Regions from separate parts of the Homo sapiens genome. Here region 1 is linked to region 2. Evidence: read pairs that join two places in POLR2A ChIA-PET (ENCODE). Cell type or tissue: K562. All regions are shown on one strand. Each heading gives the region's core, and the rest is flanking DNA. Links, peaks and the distances in the headings are about the cores only. Region 1 overlaps HEATR5B (HEAT repeat containing 5B). Region 2 overlaps ATL2 (atlastin GTPase 2).

Region 1 (11,827 bases), core at 2,574-10,573, 1.3 Mb before region 2:
TGTTTATAAGAAACATGAGGAAACACTACACCAAAAAGGGCCACAGAAGCATCAATGACTGAGACTCCGAGAGGGAGGGGACCAGGTACTGCTTCTCCAGCAGGTATGCGTAAATAAATAGAGGAAGGATCATGCTCCAGAGCCCCACTTCCAGAGGCACTGTTTGGCTGGAGCTGCAAAAGAGTGAAATAAAAATTATTCAAAATCTACTTTAGGAAATCTACTTATTAAACATTGGGAATGAGGATTACAGCAGAGGAGAAAGGAGAAAAGGCAACAAAAAAAGAATGATTGGATCCGAACATTTGAAAACAGACCAAAATGTAATTTGGTCATTAAAAAATCATCAGTAACACCTTATACAAATTTTAAGAAAAGCTTTATTCATTCGAAAACATATTTACACCACCCACCTTATTGCGTGAACAATATACACAAGATCTTAATCCCACAATTATTTTAAATGGGGCTTTAATCACTCTTTAAAAAGTACATAAGAAATAATGTATTCAGTGGGCAAAAGTTCTAAATCTTCAACCTACTAACTCATTCCTCTCCAACCTGTCACAAAACAAAACAAACTAAAACAAAACAAAATACCAATAACCAAAAAGCCAGTTAAAACTGATCTTTATCACAGCCACCACAAGGTATCTAAATACACAGAATATTAAATAAAGACAATTTGCCAAATTCTCACTCTTCCTGTTTAACTTTTTTCACTATCTACCACCAGGATGCCATCTTTAAGTGTCTAAGAACACTAAATGGGGATTAAACCTTTCTATACACTATTTTCTTTTTAAGTGACAATGTGTAATAGGACCATTGTTTCAGATTAAGTTAGTATTTCATTTTCCTCTATGTTTATTACCTGGTCTTCAATTGATTTATGATCAGTTTCCTGAAGCCAAGAACCAAGAAGAACACTATCATCATAATGGCAGAGGGATCTGAGGAGGGAAGTAGTTGTGTTGGCTGAGTTGTCAGTCAAAGTGAATTCCGCTACCAGTTCTCTAAGAAGTGCATTAAAAGATCCTAAAAAACAGAACTTCAGATCAGATTAAAAAGAATAATTTTTGTGAAAATTATAATCATTGCCCACAAAGAGCTGCAACATGTTCAACAGGAATAAAATAATTAAGTCTCTGTTCTCTTCTTTAAAAAAAATCTATATTTAAATGCTGGTTTTAATATACAATAATGGTACTTCCTTTCATATATTGTATTGTGTCTTTTAGCCCAAATTATTTAAAATAACCAAAAAACTCAAATAGAGGAAAGAGAGGCGGGTGCCATAGCATGCTTGTAGTCCCAGCTACTCAGCAGGCTGAGGCAGGAGGATTGCTTGAGCCCAAGAGATTGAGACAAACCTCTGCAACACAGCAAGACCCTGTCTGAAAGACACACACAAACAAAGATACTTTATTTTAAATATATTAAATGTGATATGATTATTATTATTTATTGCCCAATAATGTACAATGAACCACAGCACACCAAAATTCTTTGGCATGATTATACTGGAAAGAAATCAATAGTTTATTTTACTATTAATATTTTACATAATATTTGATTTCTCCCTCCAGATCCTCGAATTATTTGCTATATTACAGTATATAGGAAGCATTTCAGTGTATTAATCAAAAGTGCACACTTTGAAGATAAACCAGCTAGATTTGAATCCAAGCTCTGCCACTTAACTACCTCTAAGTCTTGGGTAAGTTAAGTTTCTTTAAGTCTCTCAATCTGAGATTCTTCATCTATAAAATAGGGCTAAAGGCCTCATAAGTTGCAACACAGTCAAAAAGCTAATACAAAAGGCTGAAAACGAGACCCAGAACACAGTAAGGAGTCAACAAGTATCAGCTACTCTACATGAAGAAAAATAAAATGGTGGCCTTCCTTTGCACAGTAAGTCAGTGGGAGAGCCTTTGTCAAGACTCTATAATACGGTGAAGAATTGTAAAGAAAAATTTTTATCAGATACCACAAATTTTTAATTTACCTTCATAAGTTTTTGGAGGTAACAAAGCCAAGATATCATAAAGTCTTAAACGGACCATTGCAGCACTAGCTTTCAGATGAGCTCCATGGGCTTTCATTACAGATGGAATGCTAAAATATCAAAAACATAGTTGGTAATGGCTTACCAGAATAAGTATTACTTATAAATTTTTTTAGCAATGTATCAATGTACTGCCAAACTACACTGATAAGTATACACTTTCATTTTAGCTTATGTTGTGATCTTTGCTGTAACAAAAACACTTTAAGATACAACTGTATTTCAATCCACACCATTGCTGTAATTTTTAAAGTTATATTACAAAAATAAAGTTTTATGTTTCCTAGATGATTCTAGAAGAAAGCACAAAATATGGCTGAGAAGTATATTATTAATATATAAAATAGGATGTGAACTTGTCTCAATCGCTTACTTACTGTGACATCATAGTCATGGCACATTCAATAGGGGTCATCAATTTTCGAATCACATCTTCAGTTAGTAGCTCAGGACAATGTGCAACGAAGCTCCTCATGGCTAGATAAAATGTTTAAAAGGACAGATTTGGAGTAGCTTTTGTGAACATGAATTAATTTATAAAATTGTATAAATATAAAGGCAGTTGTAATACTTAATTATTATAACGTATAAGGTTCTGAAACCATGTCGAACCAAAAGAAAAACTTGCAACAACTACAAAGAAAAATCGTGGAAAAGGCTAGAAAAAAGGTGGATAGAAAAATGGAGGAAGAGAAGGTACTGGTTAGAGAGATTCTTCGGGTGGAAATTCAGAGGACTATGATCCCATAGGAATTCAGATGACTACAAAGAAAGAAATTTTAAGGCATTGTTTATACACATATACATTTATGTGTATAAACAATGCCTTAAAATTTACATGAAATTTTTACATATATTAAATATATTTTTGCAACTTTTACAGATATATATGTATATGTGTGTGTGTGTGTGTGTGTGTGTGTGTGTGTGTGTGTGTATATATATATATATATATTTTTTTTTTTTTTTTTTTGAGAGAGTCTCACTCTGTCAACCAGGCTGGAGTGCAGTGGCGGAATCTCGGCTCACTGCAACCTCCACGTCCTAGGTTCAAGCAATTCTCCTGACTCAATCTCCTGAGTAGCTGGGACTACAGGCAAGCACCAGCACGCCTGGCTAATTTTTGTATCTTTAGTAGAGACAAGGTTTCACCATATTGGTCAGGCTGGTCTAGAACTCCTGAGAGTGATCCACCCGCCTTGGCTTCCCAAAGTGCTGGGATTACAGGCATGAGCCACAGCACCCGGCCACTACATATATTTTTGCATTTTGAATTTTTACATATATTTGTGTAAATATATATGTATATAAACAAAAATGGTCCAGTGAGAAAAAAATATTTTTATTGGCCCCTTAGCAATAGAGCCTAGACTAAAACACCTCCTAGATGTGTGAGAGTAAAGGTGCCCCCTTGCCTGGCTGCCCTTGTGGTGAAACATGTATCTCTCTCCCAGTTTGGAAAAAGAAGTAGTTTTCACTCTGAGATAAACCAAAAAAGAACTGGTACATCCAATGTCATTCTAGTTATCAAACGAAACAAAACCTGAGCGTTTCCTGTAAGCTGTTAACTCCCAGACAAAAACAACTGTATCCGTTATTTTTGTAATGTTGATATCTGAAAAATATATGAAGGTTTGGAGATTTGATAAGGATGTGAAAAAACAGCTGTTTCTCCATTATGAAAAGACTAACTGCAAATGCCAATAACTTTGGTAATCCTGAGTTTCTTTTTCTTTAAATAGCTGTTGGGTATTTTTTCTTTTTTTTATACATGGTGACTCAGTGCTTCTTTGACAGGTAAGATAGCAACAAGTGGGAATAAGAGGCCTGGGTTCTAGTTCCTGTCTAACCACCAGGTCTAAACACTTTTTCAGAGTCTGGGTTTCATTTTTATTACAAAATTAGCAAACTGAAGTGGATCATTTATAAAGTTTCTATTTAAATCTAAAAGCCTATGAATTTATCATTACCTAGTAAAATAAAAAACTATAAAATAGTGATTTTTCTTTTACTTTACAAATATTTTAGTTATGTCATAATATTGTGAAGCACAATCCTTTCAGTTCTTACCACATAGAGCTCCAGCACGACCTTCCAAAGTTACCTGCCAGGTAAAAGAATCGCCTCGGGCCTTCTCAGCTTCCAATTCCTTTAAGGAACGTGGGAAAACATTTCGCCACAATAACAACATCTTGGGCAGATGGTAACGAACGACAGATGGTCCTAGCCAAGAAAATGAGAATACAAAACCATGTATATGTAACATACCTTACAAACAAGTGTCAAGCAAAATGAGCCCAACACAAACTTTATGTAATTTTAGAGATGAAAATAGAGTAAAATACTGATGTTTAACAATATCTGTTATTTCACTCTATTTTTATCTCTAAAATTACATTATTTTCAACCTTTATTCACTGATTAAAATATAGATCAAAGCATAACAAAATTCACCTTAAACTGTCAATATTTTTAGAATCCAAACATAAAATACACAAAAAGCAATTTTTAAAGGATAACCCAACTGTATTGAGAATGGTGGATTGCATATTATCAATAAAATATATCTGAGACACATTCTATGAGGTCTTTTTCATATACATATGTATATAAACAAATATACCCACTCACACACACATACAGATACATATTCCTTAGTTTTGGGGGCAATTTATGTGGTTAATTTAGTTTCATGGAAAGGCAATATATTCAGACCTAGGAATCTATATTTACATTGCTAAAAAATTCATTTAACATACCACTGAACATACTTAACATAAACTTCTGGAAATGAGTTGCAACTTTTTGTTTTCTTCAGAAAAGAAAAGTAGGTCAAAGTATAATTTCCAACAGATAGATGCTTAGATCTGTGTCATAACTTTGTAGTACATATATGCACACACTTTTTACAGCAGCAGCTAAACATATGAACTAAAATATGAACATACCCCATCACAATAATAGGTATTTTTGTACTATGTACAATGTTAAATTTTGCCTACAATGCAGATTTGTCACACTACTTAAGAGTGAAACACATTAAGGGTTACCCCAGAAAAGCAGCACTAACAATACCAATTAAATGTGACTTTACCACTCTTCTAAAATCACACTGCTGGTTTTCACTTAGGGTATGAAATTTTCCCTCATATTTTCATCTCTTTTAAACACTAAACTCATCAGGTAGACAAAGGTTATTCTGATGGTAAAGGTGAAACTTTGCTAACAACTTTCTCATTAAATGTACTTAAGCAATAATTACCAAAAAGAGAAATCTACTAGCAAATGACGAGGAAAACATCTTTACACCATTTTTACAACTTCAATGAAAATCCAGAATGTGAAGCTTAACACTTTTAAATTAAATTTGCTTTACAGGCTACTGACAGTTATAGCGTGACAAAAATCCTACTCAAATATAATTATACCTAAAGTCATAAGTGCTCCAAGTAAAAGCCAGCCAGCTTGGGTGCGCTGTAAAGATAGCCTGCTATTTTGGGCAGCAGTTCGTAAAAGATCTTCAGCAATACTAACTACCATCTGCAAGAAAAGTTTAGAATTGGATTTTAATTCAAACAAGTTAAATTAAATAAGGAAACAGATAACTAGCATACATTACTTAAAAGAAGTTGTTGGCTGGATGCGGTGGCTCATGCCTGTAATCCTAGCACTTTGGGAGGCTGAGGCAGGCAGATTGCCTGAGCTCAGGAGTTCAAAACCAGCCTGGGCAACACGGTGAAACCCTGTCTCTACCAAAAAATACAAAAAAATTAGCCAGGCATGGTGGTGGGCACCTGTAGTCCCAGCTATTTGGGAGGCTGAGGCAGGAGAATTGCTTGAACTGGGGAGGCGGAGGTTGCAGTGAGCAGAGATTGCACTACTGCACTCCAGCCTGGGTGACAGAGCGAGACTCCGTCTCCAAAAAAAAAAGAAGTTGTCCTCTCGTGTTATTAGCATGTTTTTGAAAGAGGCAACATCAAGACCTGGTTAGTCTTGATTGCACTGATGACTCTGAAGAGACCCAGAACAGTGTAGTAGTTAAGGACAAGCTCTAGGGCCAAATGCCATCTCTGCCATTTACTCGCATTCTCATTTAGCACTGCTTAGTTCCATCACTGGTAAAACAGAAATAATAGGAATGCCTATCTCAGCCTTGCAAGGATAAAATAAGTTAATACAGCATCTATGCTACTACTTTGTCATTTCATCATGTGACAAATCCACTTCTCATTTTTCCTGTGTCTTCTAAGACTGTAAGCTCCAAAAGATTAGCTTACTTATTTGTTTGTTTTTTAGAGACAGGGTTTCACTCTGTCACCCAGGCTGGGGTGCAGTGGCACAATCATAGCTCGGTGTAACCTGGAATTCCTGGGCTCAAGGGATCCTCCTACCTCAGCCTCCTGAGTAGGTAGGACTACAAGTGTATGCCAACATACTTGGAAAATTTTAAAAATTTCATTTTTTATTTTTTGTATGACAGGGTCTCACTATGTTTCCCAGGTTGGTCTCAAACTTCTGACCTAAAGTGATCCTCCAGCCTCGGCCTCCCTAGGCATTGGGATTACAGGTCTGAGCCACCACGCCCAGGCAAGGTTAGCTCAATGGTAGATGCATAATAGGAGTTCAACAAATCTTTGAATGTGGAATAATAGTGCTAATAATGACAGCATTTATTTAGTGGTCACATGGGCTAGCACTGTTCTCGGTACTTTGCTGTATTAACATCCACACAGAATGGCTAGTATAGACTTAAATTTGGTGCAGCTGAATAAGAGGGGAGATGAAACTCTAAGAGGTTAGCAGAGCAAAGGCTTCGAAGCTGAAAAAGGCCAGGGAAGGAAGGAAGATAACTAGTCTAATTAGAGCAACAGGAAATTTGAATGAACGGCGGAATGAAGTCAAATTATAAGATACCAGTTTACCAGACAAAGGAGATTATATTTTACTCTCTGAGTACTGGGTAGTCCCTAAGGGTCTCTGGGCAAATGTAAAATATGAAAGTGGTATGAGGAAGATGGGACGTGTGGGGAAGATGGAAAGTCTGAGGAAGATGAGAATGAGGAAGCAACGATATGACAAAGTGAGAGGGAAGTCTGGATTTCATCGGTAGCTATGCAACTGCTATGAATGGACATGGGCTTAATGTCCCAGAAAAAAAATCAAAATTTAAAACTCTAGCCCCAATCTGCCTATGTAAAGTTTCAAATAATATTTATATAAACACTTAAGATTACTGAGAAGAAAACCATGATAGTAGTATACAACAGAAAGAAAGGAGAAAAAAAAGCTACTCATATTTTTTATTTTATTTTATTTTTTGAGACGGAGTCTTTCTCTGTCACCCAGGCTGGAATGCAGTGGTGCAACCTCAGCTCACTGCAACCTCCGCCTCCTGGGTTCAAGTGATTCTCCTGCCTCAGCCTCCCAAGTAGCTGGGATTACAGGCATGGGCCACAATGCCCGGCTAATTTTTCTGTATTTTTAGTAGAGACAAGGTTTCACCATGTTAACCAGGCTGGTGTCAAACTCCTGATCTCAAATGATCCACCTGCCTCGGCCTCTCAAAGTGCTGGGATTACAGGTATGAGCCATCATGCCCGGCCATGATTTATTAAAACCACTCAATTTTTACTAAACATTATCAAAATGCTAAATATTACAATAGCGTATTATCCTGACATCTTTGAATATATAGCAATGTGAACTTTTATTTCTAAAAGCTGAAAGAAAAGCTCTGACTTTCAAATAATTACTATATCTAAGGTTGGGTTTTTTTTTTTTTTTTTTTTTGAGACAGGGTAGGTCTTGGTCTGTCACCCAGGCTGAAGGACAGTGGCATGTTCATAGCTCACTGTAACCTCAAACTCCTGGGCTCAAGTGATCCTTCCAACCCATCCTCCCCAGTAGCTAGGACCATGAAGTTGGCTAACTTTTTTTATTTTTTGTAATGATGGGGTCTCACTATGTTGCCTAGGCTGTTTTTTTTCTCTTTCCCTCTAAAATAAATTATAACATGTTACTAGACTTGGACAAAATCTATTATCCTTACATCAGAATTAAATATCAAATTATAATAGGGTCTGTTAACACCATAGTAAGAACACTATGTTTTATGATAACATAGTACAACTGTTATTTGACCACCCTGTTCAACACTAAACACAGCAGCGTTCCTATAAAGACCAAAGCCCACGTGACAGCATTCCCAAGTCTAGGATCTCCGTCATACCTTTCCTTTGGCATGAGGAATGCCCAAAGGACACTGATGTACTCCACCTAACAAAGCAGCCATTGCAAAACTATATCCACTGACAGCTTCTGGTGAGGTCTTCAAGTTGTTGAGCCGTTCTGCACACCTGTCTAGAAATGGTGTCAGCTGGAAAGGTAATGCCACAGCCACACAGCGCAAACACCATGCAGCAGCAAGTCGGGCAGCCATGCTTGGATGAAGCAGCACTGAAGTCACAATCTCCAAAAGCCCTAAACAAGAAATACTCAAAATATTACTCTTTAATGAAGTCAAATGATTTCAGAAACTCAAATACTATCTAAAAAACAATAACTGAAATGACAATCACCAAGCTTTCACACATATAGATCCACAACTTTGCCTAAAACTACATACAGTAGAGTACTTCAAAGGAACATTTTCTATGAAGAACATAGTACAATTATATTCAATATTGATGTAAAATTTAATAGAAGTCTTCAACAAATTTTAGTCAATTTTTATAAAAAAACTACCACAATTGCTTTTGATTTCTGTTCCAAAACTTTATTTAACCATTTAATTCAATATTCTTTACAAGGAAACTTTTTTTTTTTTTGAGACTCACTTTGTCCCCCAGGCTGGAATGCAGTGGCATGATTTCGGCTCACTGCAACCTATGCCTCCTGGGCTTAAGCAATTCTCCTGCCTCAGCCTCCCAAGTAGATTACAGGCACGTGTCACCACAGCTGGCTAATTTCTGTATTTTTAGTAGAGACAGACTTTCACCATGTTGACCAGGATGGTCTTGAACTCCCGATCTCAAGTGACCTGCCCACCAGGGCCTCCCAAAGTGCTAGGATTATAGGCACGAGCCACCACGCCCAGCCTATCACAATGAATATTAATTTAAGTAAAACCTGATGATCTGAAGTGCTAATGATGATGATAAGCAACTAATCAGGAATTAAATATCAATCACACTTATGACTGAAAAAAGTGGAAACACATACTAGCAAGTAACTGAATGTCATACCTATAGATGCTTCTTGAATAAGAGGGGATGCGGTGGCATTCAAGCTCTGCACCAGGCTCCCGAGTTCCTGGAGGGCACAGACCATCACATGCTGGCTTGCTGCAATGTCTGCTGCGCCAGATTTGTTTTCTCCACTTGTGTCATTCACTACTGCTTCTGGAAACACAAAATCATGTCTTTGACATAGGAGAAATGAATTGTGGTATGATTTTTTTGGTCTATACAATTTATGATTTTAGCCATACCAGTTGATGTCCGAGTGTTAAAAACTATGCAGTTATTTCTCAATAGAAAACTTGTAGAACTAAACACTGAAGTGACTTAAAAATGTTGTTTAATAGCTTTATAATAATGCTAAAATATATACTGAGATACATCTTTGCTTCCAGGAATACAACCTAATTTTAGCAAGCAGCAGCAATCCAGTGTATAAAAGCACAGATACTGCAGAAAGAAGACTCGGGTTCAAATCCCAATTCCACTAGTTATATTAGTTATGTGACATTGAGCAAGATGTTCAATTTTTCTGTCCCAATTTCCTTATCTGTTAATGGGCTTACATGCCTATTTCAAACGGTACTGTGGTGATTAAAAAGTCAGTGCATATAAAGAATTTAACACAATGCTGCCCATAATACACATTCAATAAATGTTAACAGCTATTATTACTTTATTACCATTGCTACTTTAAGTGTTCCAATATATTGGAGGTATCTGTTAAATTACTGACCAGAAAATGAATCTATAAGGAAAATGCCTTAAGTTACCTCTTACTGGAATGTTTCTGTAAGTTCCCATTAATTAACCTTGCTGCCTGCTACCCCAACCTTTTAGCTTCCACTAGAATCGAAATGTGTTTGACAAGAGACAACCAAAGATCGCTTGCCAAACTACTAATTGAGAATACATTCTGGCCCACAAATCCCCAATACGTATCATTATATTTAATTCTGCTTTCAGGATTTAAAAAAAAATCAAATAACGAATTTATGACCTTAACATTAAGAACCTTTAAATGATAGTAAAACTTTCTTTTTTGCATTCATTATTAATTAATAGACTATAAAATACATAATACAGACTAGGATATAATGGATTAATAAATTGAAGACTATAATTAAATTTTTTTTTTTGAGACAGAGTCTTGCTCTGTTGTCCAGGCTGGAGTGCGGTGGTGCCATCTCAGCTGACTACAACCTCTGCCTCCTGGGTTCAAGCAGTCCTCCCAACTCACCCTCCTGAGTAGCTGGGACTACAGGTGTACGCCACCACGCCTGATTAATTTTTGTATTTTTTAATAGAGACAGGGTTTCGCCATGTTGGGCAGGCTGTTTTTGAAGAACTCCTGGCCTCAAGTGATCCACCCATCTTGGCCTCCCAAAGTGCTGGGATTACAGGCATGAGCTACCATGCCTGGCCAAATAACTCTTGTTTTTAGGTATTTCTGGACTTGGAAATGCATAAACTCTAGCTTTTGATTGCTAAACTTTAAGCTCCCTGAGGATAGGTGCTGTATGCATCTGGCTTGCTATTTTACTCCCACCATTTGACGCGGTGTTTCTGGCACTAAACATTTCCTCAATGAATCAATGTGCAAATTATTCTTTAAGTTGTGAATCTAAGACAGATGACTATTTTAGCATATTTAAGGAATGATATCTCATTAATTTAAACACTTTAATTCACGATTCATAATTTTCAGTTAGCTCTATACATTTAAAACTAGTTTACTGGCTGGGCGTGGTGGCTCATACCTGTAATCCCAGCACTCTGGGAGGCCAAGGCAGGTGGATCACTTGAGGTCAGGAGTTTGAGACCAGCCTGGCCAATGTGGTGAAACCCTGTTTCTACTAAAAATACAAAAATTAGCAGGGTGTGTGGTGGCACACGCCTGTAATAACAGCTGACTCAGGAGGGTGAGGCAGGAGAATAATTTGAACCTGAGAGGTGGAGGTTGTAGTGAGCCAAGATCGCACCACTGCACTCCAGCCCGGACAGCAGAGCTAGACTCTGTCTCAAATAAAATAATATAAAATAAAAAATAAAACGAGTTTACTAAGTAAGCCATTATAAACAACAAAAACTACAACTATTTATATTTTTTTACTAATTTCATAAAACATTTCATACATATATCTCTAAAAAATAAATTATTGATATTTATTCATTAAATCCTTATTTCAAAAGACCTCTATTAGTCAATATAATTTCCCTTATTAAAGTTAGTATAGTGAAATAGTGAATAATAGTGAAAAAACTAAACTTTTAGAATTTATATTTTTGCCTTGCTTTTAGTATTGCTTTTATATTTAGTTTATAACTGGATTAAAAGCTCCATGAAGGGAGAAACTTTATCTCATTCATTATTTAAACCCTGAATTACTGCTCTGCAAATCTAAGACAATAACTATTTATTAAATTGAAAAATTTATAAAACTGGTATTTTAGAAAAGAATTTCTTGTAATTATGTATAACTGAGGTTTCACAGTACATCTTACAGCGGGCTAATAACCA
Region 2 (11,827 bases), core at 1,161-9,160:
CTGTAATCCCAGCTACTTGGGAGGCTGAGACACGAGAATCACTTGAACCTGGGAGGTAGAGGTTGCAGTGAGATGAGATCGTCGTCCACTGTACTCTAGCCTGGGCAGAGCAAGGCTCCATTTCAAAAAAAAAAAAAAAAAAAAAGAATACTAAAGTAAATTTAAATTTGGTATTTTAAATGACGTTAAAATTTAGGAAGTCAACTTTGTTAGCTAGTCAGGAGATTCTAGAATAAGCGATGGCTCAGGGGATTCTTTTTTTTTTTTTTAAGATTTTGGGTGTTTTGCTTATTTGTTTTGAGATGGGGTCTTGCTCTGATGCCCAGGCTGCAGTACAGTGGCACAATCACAGCTCACTGTGGCCTTGACCCCCAAGGCTCAAGACATCCTCCCATCTCAGCTTTCTGAGTAGCTGGGACCACAGGCATGCACTACCACAGTCAACTAATTTAGTTTTTGTAGAGACCAGGTCTCACTATGTTGCCCAGGCTGGTCTCAAACTCCTGGACTAAAGGGATCCTCCTGCCTCAGCCTCCCCAAAGTGCTGGGATTCCAGGAGTGGGCCACCACACCCAGCCTCGGGGAACTCTATAATCAACAAGACAGAAATTCAGACATTTTATTCAGGTTCTGCAAGTCTCTTCATTTTCTTCTACAGAGAAGTCTTGAAGAAAATCTCACCTCAAGTCAAGACCAAAAAAAAGGGTCTTAGACGGGCTCTTAGGTACTTTTTTGGGGGGAAATGAGGGAGAACATACTTTTGTTATGTGGACCAGATTTTTAAAGAATGAGAGTACACAATATTGAAACTTTCTTACTTTAATATTTTTTAGGTAAGTTGTTTATATCCTAGAGAAATTCCTGCATACATATACAAGAAGAACGAAACATGGTTCCTTGTTCACCAAAGTATTGTTGGTAACTACAAAAAAAAAAATTGGAACAACCTAAATACCCATGGATAAATAAAAAATAAGTCAGAGAATTGAAATTAATGCATAAGATCTAAATATTTACATATGGATAAGCTTCCACACCAACGTGGAATGAAAAAAATTAAATCAAGCAGCCAGGCGCGGTGGCTCATGCCTGTAATCCCAGCACTTTGGGAGGCCGAGGCAGGTGGATCACGAGGTCAGGAGATCGAGACCATCCTGGCTAACGTGGTGAAACCCCATCTCTACTAAAAAATACAAAAAATTAGCCAGGCGTGGTGGCACACACCTGTAGTCCCAGCTACTAGGGAGGCTGAGGCAGAAGAATGGCATGAACCCGGGAGGTGGAGCCTGCAGCGAGCCGAGATCGCGCCACTGCACGCCAGCCTGGGTGACAGAGCAAGACTCCGTCTCAAAAAAAAAAAAAAAAAAAAAATTTAAATTAAATCAAGCTACAAAATACAGTCTGAACCACTCACCATGTTTTAAACACAACACAATACTGTATATTATTTATGAAATATACAAATGTTATAAGCTATTTAAAAACCAGAAAGCATACACCACTTTCAGGACAGGTGCATATCTACGAAGAAAGGGTAAAAGAGAAAGGTTATTGGGTGAACCATTCAACTGCACAGTAACATTTTCTCTTTTAAAAAGGATTCAAAATCAATATGGCAAATATTATGTATTAGATTAATGCAATGGCTACTTGGGTATCTATTTTATCTTTCTCTGTCATTTTTGTAAGTTTGAAATACATTACAATTGTTTTTAATGAAACATTTTAATTTGCCTCAAAATTTACTTCCACAGACAGGCAAGAAAACTTACCTTTACTGAAATGACTCAATGAAATAATCCTCTCAACAACCCAGTAACTTAGCTATTAGTCCCATTTCACAGAGAGGAAATGTGGATCTTCGAAGATGTTTTTTTAAAAATTATTTAAGATTCTACAGTTAAAAGGTAATGCATGCATCAAGATTTCTATCTTTTAAACCCATGCTGTTTCCACTATACCAAACTGCTATTCGATGTTATAGGATAATTCTTAAACAGATCAATCACTGTTCCCCAGTGATACAGCCATAGAAAGGAGACTCAAATCAGTCCACATAATGATGCTTATCATTTAAAATAAATCCCTAGTATTAGCTAATCGACTCTTATGAGTAAAAAACTACAAGCGCAGAATAAGAATAGGTTTAAAGGGCTTGTTTTTGCTTGGGAAAGGTGGATTCGCTAACATCTGGTATTTGAGATTTCTAGCTCCCTAAAGTTCCAGATTAAACTAGATGTTTAGGAAAAAACTAGAGCAACCAAAATAATCACAATTACAAATACACATAACCCTTCCTTACCAGACATATCACGGGGCAAAAAACTGCTTACTAAAGAATGGTCAACACATTTGTAATTCAATTATTTATCATGGGCCTATGACTGAGTTAATACTGTCAATATTTAATTAGCCACAGCCACACCGTACAACAGTGAGTCTCACACCCACTAGAGTTTAAGAACCATCTGGGTAACTGGCTCAGAATACAGATTCTTAGACCCCACCTCCAGAGTCTGATTCAGCTGATCCATGGAGTCCAGAAATCTACATTTTTAACAAGCACCCCACTAACCAGCACCATGCTAATTCTGACACAAGGGGTGAAAGGTCTAGAACTGGAGGTGCATAAATCTTTATTCTTTCAATAGTCACTGAACACCTACAACACAGTTCTGAGAACTACAGATTCAGTAGTAAAACAAAATTAAGAACAACAACAAAAATCCTGCCCTTAGGAGTTTACATCCTAAAGACAGAGCAATAGAAAACATATGTGTGATGTCAGCTAGTGTTAAGTGCTACAGAGAAAAGTAAAGCGAGCCAAGGGAAATGGAGGCAGGAGTTGTCATTGAAGACAGTAGTCACAGATAACTTCTCCTACAAGATGACATTTGAGCAAAGAACTGAAAGACATGGACATCTGGAGGAAAAGAGGAAAACATTATTAGTAACTTTCTCATCCCTCAAAATAATTCACTGTATGAAATAATTTTAGGTGTTGTAGCTTTTACTACAGAAGAGTGAAAAACACAGAGTGCCGACTATGTGCCTATTATCTCTTTAAACCTCAAAATCACTTTGTGGAGTAGCTATGAGTTTCCTTGTTTCCATAAAGGAGTACACTGAAGCTCAGATAAAGCAATCTGCGAGGATACACATTTTGTAAGTAATCAACTGAGGATGCACAACCAGGTCTTTCTAATTGTCAAAATGCATCATCCTCCAACTAAGCCAAACTGTTAGCATCTTTATTATCAAATGAGCATGTCTGCTGAATAAACTCAGATCTGAATTCTTATATGCTCAGTACTTCTAGAAACCTGAAAAAAGCTACCAAAAATACAAGTTGTTTATTAAAAAGGTGGGGGGGGGGGTTATTTATCATCTTTATAACAAATCTTGGCATACAGCTATTTTTCCAAAAATTCCCTAGTTAATATGTATTTATACAGTCAGCAAATCATTTACACAGTCTCCCAATATTTGGGGAACAATTTTTTCTTCATAAACTTTCTAGAAGGGCAAGTATTAAATTGCATACCTTTAAAATATAAGATGCAATAAAAGTATATTTGCCCATCTTTGGCAAGATAAGCACATATATTTAAATATAAGTAAATGTGTAACTCACTGTTTCCTATTCACCAACTCCAACAATTCTCAGGACACCTACTATCCAATCTGTCATGAATTACGAGGAAGACCTCCCATCCTACCTACTTCACACTGGTAACTAGAGAGCAAGGCACTATACTAGACAGAAGTATAATTCAATAATAACAGTCTTTACTCTTAACGGTTCTAACACAAAAAGTATAAAAGGATACTGTAAAATAAAGGAAATGCTATTTGAGTACAAAAGTAGCCCTTTTTGGATTATCTAAACTAGGGTTATCAATAAAGACATTCTGAAGACGGCTGCACCTCTTAAGCCCTGAGGATCAGATTAAGGCTAACTTTAAAAATGTAGTCTAGGCCGGGCACAGTGGCTCACGCCTGTAATCCCAGCACTTTGGGAGGCCAAGGCAGGCAGATCATGAGGTCAGGAGTTGGAGACCAGCCTGACCAACATGGTGAAACCCTGTCTCTACTAAAAATACAAAAATTACCCGGGCGTGGTGGCGGATGCCTGTAATACCAGCTACTCAGGAGGCTGAGGCAGAAGAATCACTTGAACCCGGGAGGCAGAGGTTGCAGTGAGCCGAGATTGTACCACTGCACTCCAGCCTGGGCAACAGAGTGAGACTCCATCTCAAAAAATAAAATAAAATAAAATAAAAATAAAAGTATAGTCTGAGAATGTTGGACATCAACCCTGAGGAATACCACTGACAATTTCAGAGCAGAGGAGAGAGAGTCAAAGCTGTGTTGCAGAGATAAACTCAAAGTGATGAGTAAGAAGTGTAATGCGCAAATCAGATATAAGGCAATTTCAAGAGCCCGAATATAAAGTGAGAAGCCCAAAGTCAAGAGGTGACAGTAAAAATGGAAGAGCTAGTTCTTAAACATCATTCTCTGTGGCCTTAGGCCAAATTATTCCATATTTGTTATATGAAACACTCACTTTTCTTACATGCCTTATAAAACGACAATGTACTACATTCCTATTTCCGGAAGTATTTTTAGTACAATGACTCTAAGAGCTCCAAGATTTTGTAGCACACGGATCAAGAATTAATCGAAAACACAGAAGGTTTCCTTGACTCAGGCATATAGTTTAAGAATTCTCTTTTAGGCTCAAAAAATAACTTTGTTGGCTAGGCACAGTGGCTTGCGCCTGTAATCCCAGCACTTTGGGAGGCTGAGGCGGGTGGATCACGAGGTCAGGAGATTGAGACCATCCTGGCTAACACGGTGAAACTCCGTCTCTACTAAAAATACAAAAAATTAGCCATGCGTGGTGGCACACGCCTGTAGTCCCAGCTACTAGGGAGGCTGAGGCAGGAGAATGGCGTGAACCCGGGAGGCGGAGCTTGCAGTGAGCTGAGATCACGCCACTGCACTCCAGCCTGGGGTACAGAGCGAGACTCCGTCTCAAAAAAAAAAAAAAATTACTTTAAGAGTTGTAAAGTATCAAGCCATAAAAGAACTCTGAAATTTGGGATAGCCAGTTAGCAAGGGAATCATACACACACACACACACACACACACACACACAAATACACACACACACACACACACAAATACACACACACACAAATTTAGAATATTTAAATTTAGAATAGACACTTAGATCGAATAGGGCTACTATGACAAATTTCAAAAAGCTTTAAGCCAATACTCTGGAAATTTAGACACTAAGTTCCATTCTGCCACATCTCTCTACCTCAGATGACTGTTACAGCAGCAGTTTAAAAAAAGAGAAGGCCGGGCACAGTGGCTCACACCTGTAATCCCAGCACTTTGGGAGGCCGAGGCAGGCAGAACACCTGAGGTCAGGAGTTCAAGGCCAGCCTTGGCAACATGGTGAAACCCTGTCTCTACTAAAAATACAAAAAATTGGCCAGGAGCAGTGACTCACACCTGTAATCTTAGCACTTTCGGAGGCCAAGGTGGGTGAATCACGAGGTCAGGAGTTCGAGACCAGCCTGCCCAACATAGTGAAACCCCATCTCTACTAAAAATACAAAAAAATTAGCCAGGCGTGAGGGCGGGTACCTGTAGTCCCTTGGGAGTAGCTACTTGGGAGGCTGAGGCAGGAGAATCACTTGAACCCTGGAAGCAGAGGTTGTAGTGAGCAGAGATCATTCCTGGGTGACAGAATGAGACTCCATCTCAAAAAGAAAAAAATTCGCCAGGTGTGGTGGTGTGTACCTAAAATCCCAGTTACTCGGGAGGCTGAGGCAGGAGAATGGTTTGAATCTGGGAAGCAGAGGTTGCAGTGAGCCAAGATCGCGCCATTGCACTCCAGCCTGGGCGACAAGAGCTAAACTCTGTCTCAAAAAAAAAGAGGTAAGTATTCACTCAAATTCCAGACTTGGCTCAATACAGACAAAATTCCTACTACAAGAGCAGCCGTGAAAAGAAGGGAATGGTGCCAAAAGGAGACAAATAAACACCCCTCCAACTAGATAAAATGTGACTAATTTGAAAAAAAAAAAAAAAACAAAGATAAAGTCAGAGCTTCGCACTATACTCTCCTTTTGTCCCCTCTTAGTTTGGCAATTTGAGGGTACATGACAGGATTCCTTGTAGTAAATAAACACACACGCTCAAAAACAGGATGAAGGAAGGAGATGTTAGCACAGTTTTTAAGTTGCATTTTGAGCTCCTCAGATAATTTTTCCAGGAATTATCCAGTTACTTAAACCAATTATTTGCTCTATTTGGCTACAGGAAAATAGCCCCATTCCTTTTTTTATTAAACATACTCTAATACCATTTGGTCTTTCAGTTGCCTCTATCTAATTGCTTTTAAGTATTTTTTAAGCATCTCTTTTAGATTGAAAATTCTCAGAAATCAGGGTCAAATGTTTAAATTATGTCATAAAAAGTTACCAAAATACTGCCTATCTTTTTTATCTTCAAACCAGTGGCATAGCCTACACTTTGCTCTCTAAGATCTACCCATTCTTCAAAGCACGACAAAGCCTCCCTCTTCCATGAAGTATTCCTCAACAACTCTAGCACACGGCAATTTCTACTTCAGAACATATAAGCTTAACGATAAACTTAACTCACAAATATGCATAAAGTCTCTATGATCTACGTGAAAGCTTAGAACAAGCATCTGTCTACATTATTTTTTGTAGGTATTCACTATAAGCAGCTCAAAAGCCCTTTTATAAGGTAGGTACACAGTATGTCAACTAAAACTATCAAGGGAAAAAAGCTAATTATTTGTCTAAGTATGGTCCTCTATTTGCCTGTCCCATTCCGGCCTCTAGTCCCAAAAGAAAACTAACCCCAGCCCCTTCATGTCCTACCCTCAAGAGAAGAGATGATAACTTTGTGCACTTAGTACATGCCAAACACTTTAAGACATTATCTTTATTACTATTATTATTTTTTTTAGCAACAGAGTCTCACTATGTCGCCCAGGCTCAGCTCCATCCTGCAGCCTCAGCCTCCCAAAGTGCTGGGATTAAAGGCACGAGCCACCGCACACAGCCAAGACATTATCTTTTAATCTTAGAACTTTTCAGGTAGGTTTTTTTTTAGGTTTTAAGAAACTAAAACTTATTTGTAGAGATCTGAACCTAGCTTCTAAGCTTGCTTTTCTTCTACCACGCTACTAGGCACTGAAACAGATGCCCACTCTCCGACAATAAAAAGAGATACGAATAAACAATCAATATATGATTAACAATTTAAGGCCGGGCGCGGTGGCTCATGCCTATAATCTCAGCACTTTGGGAGGCCAAGGCGGGCAGATCACGAGGTCAGGAGATCGAGAACATCCTGGCTAACACGGTGAAACCCCGTCTCTATTAAAAATACAAAAAAAAATTAGCCGGGCATGGTGGCGGGCGCCTGTAGTCCCAGTTACTACAGAGGCTGAGGCAGGAGAATACCATGAACCCGGAAGGCGGAGCTTGCAGTGAGCCACTGCACTCCAGCCCGGGGAACAGAGCAAGAATCCATCTCAAAAAAAAAAAAAAAAAAAAAACCGCCCATTTAAAACAACTTTTTTTTTTTTTTTGAGACGGAGTTTCACTCTTTTCACCCAGGCTGGAGTGCAATGGCGCGATCTCGGCTCACTGCCACCTCCGCCTCCAGGGTTCAAGTGATTCTCCAGCCTCAGCCTCTGGAGTAGCTGGGATTACAGGCGCTTGCCACCATGCCCAGCTAATTTTTGTATTTTTAGTAGAGATGGGGTTTCACCATGTTGTCCGGGCTGGTCTCGAACTTCTGACCTCAGGTGATCCTCCCACCTTGGCCTCCTAAAGTGCTGGGATTACAAACGTAAACCACCACGCCCGGCCTAAAACAACTTTTTTTTTTTTTTGAGGAGTCTCGCTCTCTCTCCCAGTCTGGAGTGCAGTGGCGCAATCTCGGCTCACTGCAAGCTCCACCTTCCGGGTTCACACCATTCTCCTGCCTCAGGCTCCCCAACAGCTGGGACTACAGGCGCCTGCCACCACGCCCGGCTAATTTTTTGTATTTTTAGTAGAGATGGGGTTTCACTGTGTTAGCCAGGATGGCCTCTATCTCCTGACCTCATGATCCACCCACCTCAGCCTCCCAAAGTGCTGGCATTACAGGCGTAAGCCACCGCACCTGGACTCTAAAATAAGGACTTTTTTTTTTTTTTTTTAATTTGAGACGGAGTTTCACTCTTGTTGCCCAGGCTGGAGCGCAATGGTGCAATCTCAGTTCACCTCAACCTCCACCTCCCAGGTTCAAGCGATTCTCCTGCCTCAGCCTCCCTAGTAGCTGGGATTACAGGCATGTGCCACCACGCCCGGCTAATTTTGTATTTTTAGTAGAGGCGGGGTTTCTCCATGTTGGTCAGGCTGGTCTCGAACTCCCCACCTCAGGTGATCCGCCCGCCTTGGCCTCCCAAAGTGCTGGGATTACAGGCATGAGCCACTGCACCCAGCCATAACAACTTTTTAAAAGCACTCCAATAGCATGCCTAAAGACTAAGACTACCACTAATAAGTTCAAAAAAATTGCCAATTTATTTAAGAAAAACATGAAAGAAACCAACACACACAATTCTCACCAAAAAAATACAAAATTAAAAAGCAAATATGAAAAATAATTTCCTGCATGCAAACAGGCTTTTACAAAACAATAAAAGAAATACTGGGAAATGCTCAAAAAATATTAAAAAGCAATTAATAAAAAGAAGTCAGAGCTGGGCACAGTAACTAACGCCTGTAATCCCAGCACTGAGAGGTGGAGGTTGGAGGATCGCTTAACCCCAGGAGTTCGAGACTAGCCTGGGCAACATAGTGATACCTCATCTCTAAAAAAGTAAATAAACTAATTCACATTTTCAATTTCCATATCACTATTCCAACATCAACTACAATCAAAAAATTGCAAATTAAACTGTAATATGCCCATTTTTACCTATATGTTGGCATTTATTTTTAATTAACACCCACTGTGAACAAAGATACTTGCAAACAAGCACAAACCTAACCCTGATGAATAAATGGGTAAAACCTTTCTGAATGGATCTAGCTTTTTCTTGAAAATGTACATGTCAGGCCAGGTGCAGTGCCTCACACCTGTAATCCCAGCACTTTGGGAGGCCAAGGTGGGTGGATCACCTGAGGTCAGGAGTTCAAGACCAGCCTGACCAACATAGTGAAACCCCCATCTCTACTAAAAATACAAAATTAGCTGGGCGTGGTGGCACATGCCTGTAATCCCAGCTACTTGGGAGGCAGAGGCACGAGAATCAGTTGAACTCAGAAGGTAGAGTGAGCCGAGACTGCTCTACTGCACTCCAGCCTGGGCGACAGAGTAAGACTCTGTCTCAAAGAAAAAATAAATAAATTTTTTTAGTAGAGACGGGGTTTCACTATGTTGGTCAGGCTGGTCTCGAACTCCTGACTTTGTCATCCACCCGCCTTAGCCTCCCAAAGTGCTGGGATTACAGTCGTGAGCCACCATGCTCGGCCAATTTTTTTTTTTTAATTAGCCAGGCATGGTGGCACACACCTGTAAGTCCCAGCTACTCAGGAGACTAAGGCAGGAGGTTCACTTGAGCCCAGAAGGTGGAGGCTGCATATTTGAGACCCTATCTCAAAAATAAGTACATAAATAAAAAATAAAAATTAAAGTGCTGATAAAAAGAAAACAGCAATTTATGAAGATGCTATTAATAGCCATCTTGAAAAAATTCTAAGAACAGGGGTGTTTTCCCGTCAAAACTCCTCTCGGATTTGTCATTAAAAAAAATCAAAGCCGGGCGCGGTGGCTCACGCCAGTAATCCCAGCACTTTGGGAAGCCGAGGCAGGTGGATCACGAGGTCAGGAGATTGAGACCATCCTGGCTAACACGGTGAAACCCCGTCTCTACTAAAAAAAATACAAAAAATTAGCCGGGCGAGGTGGCGGGCGCCTGTAGTCCCAGGTACTCGGGAGGCTCAGGCAGAAGAATGGCGTGAACCCCGGGGGGCGGAGCCTGCAGTGAGCCGAGATCCCGCCACTGCACTCCAACCTGGGCGACAGCGAGACTCCGTCAAAAAAAAAAAAAAAAAAAAAGAAAGAAAATCAAGACCGGGCGGTCGCTCACACCTGTAATCCCAGCACTTTGGGGGCCGAGGTGGGTGGATCACCTGAGGTCAGGAGTTTGAAACCAGCCTGGTCTGTCTCTACTAAAAATACAAAAATTAGCCGGGCACGGTGGCGGGCACCTGTAATCTCAGCTGCTCGGGAGGCTAAGGCAAGAGAATCACTTGAACCTGGGAGGCGGAGGTTACAGTGAGCCAAGATCGCGCCACTGCGCTCCAGCCTGGGAGACAGAGTGAGACTCTGTCCCAAAAAAAAAAAAAAAAAAAAAAAAAAAAAAAAAATCAACCCAGCCAGCACAGTGGCTCATGCCTGTAATCCCAGCACTTTGGGAGCCCAAGGCGGGCGGATCACTTGTGGTCAGAAGTTTGAGACCAGCCTGACCAACGTGGTAAGACCCGTCTCTACTAAAAAATACAAAAATTAGGCGTGGTAGCGGGTGCCTGTAGTCCCAGCTACTTGGGAGGCTGGGGCAGAAGAATCTCTTGAACCCAGAGGTGGAGGTTGCAGTGAGCCAAGACTGTGCCACTGCACTCCAGCCTGAGTGACAGAGCAAGACTCGATCTCAAAACGAAACAAAACAAAACAAAACAAAAAAATCAACCCCTGGCCCAGCAGGGTAGTGCAAGCCTGTAGACCTAGCTACATAGTAAGCTGAAATGGCGGGGGTGGGGGGTGCACCCCAGAAGTTCAAGGTTGCAGCGAGCTATGATTGAGCCACTGCACTCCAGCCTGTGCAACAAGGCTAGCCCCTATCTCGGGGGGGAAAAAAATAAGGAAAAAAATACAAAAAGATAAAAAAGATTAGGAAATGGCAAAAATCAACTCCCCCATTCTGATAAAGGTGAAATTAAACCAACTTTTGGCATCCCACAAATTCATTCACTGAAATTTTTAAAAAGCTCTCCATTTACCATGCCAACTTTCCTCCTTTGAGGAGTTTCTTTATAGAAGGCTTTCAAATTTCTAAATGGCATTTATAGGGTTTATCTCTTTAATTAAAAAAAAAAAAAAGAAAGAAAGAAATGGCTGGGTGTGGTGGCTGATGCCTGTAATCCCAACACTTGGGAGGCAGAGATGGAAGGATCACTTGAGTCCAGAAGTTTGAGACTAACCTGGACAACACAGGGAGACCACATCTCCACAAAAAATTTTAAAAACTAGCCAGGTGTGGTAGCACACTCCTGTAGTCTTAGTTACTGAAGAGGCTGATTCAGGAAGATTACTTGAGCCAGGGAGGTCAAAACCGCGGTGATCACGCCACTGCACTCCAGCCTTGGCAACAGGGCAAGACCTCGTTTCAAAAAACATAGAAACAAAACAAAATTTTTAAAAAAATTACTGTAAGTTTGCTAGGGTAGATATTAACCACTGGGAAGGAAAAAAAAAAATGTTACAGAAAAACATTACAGACCCAGGCAGGGTGCGGTGGCTCATGTCTGTAATCTCAGCACTTTGGGAGGCCAAGGTGGGTGGATCACCTGAGGTCAGGAGTTCGAGACCAGCCTGGCCAACATGGTGAAACCCTGTCTCTATTAAAAATACAAAAATTAGCTGGACGTGGTGGCACGCGTCTGTAGTCCCAGATACTCAGGGGCTGAGGCACAAGAATCGCTTGAACCCACGAGGTGGA

The links. ChIA-PET counts read pairs that join two places held together with the same protein. Peaks named below come from ENCODE experiments on the same cell type or tissue, not always from the same donor. Only the 100,000 strongest peaks of a DNase experiment are listed, where the experiment ranks them.
Region 1: POLR2A ChIA-PET joins it to region 2 with 6 read pairs; 3 of 35 experiments call an interaction of 5 or more read pairs at or near these places.

What each region holds. Positions count from the first base shown.
Region 1 is chr2:37,056,443-37,068,269 of GRCh38, forward strand. It overlaps HEATR5B (HEAT repeat containing 5B), which reads right to left. Exons shown (of 36, transcript NM_019024.3): 9 at 9,313-9,468; 10 at 8,298-8,548; 11 at 5,497-5,608; 12 at 4,139-4,291; 13 at 2,446-2,545; 14 at 2,009-2,118; 15 at 875-1,038; 16 at 1-173. Among named protein-coding and RNA genes, the nearest start is that of HEATR5B, 22 kb to the right of the region's middle. In K562, for the core only: no CTCF peak of the experiment used is centred there; no DNase peak of the experiment used is centred there.
Region 2 is chr2:38,360,005-38,371,831 of GRCh38, forward strand. All of the region lies in intron 1 of ATL2 (atlastin GTPase 2), which reads right to left. Among named protein-coding and RNA genes, the nearest start is that of ATL2, 11 kb to the right of the region's middle. In K562, for the core only: no CTCF peak of the experiment used is centred there; a DNase peak (open chromatin) is centred at 4,407; H3K4me3 peaks cover 1,040 bases.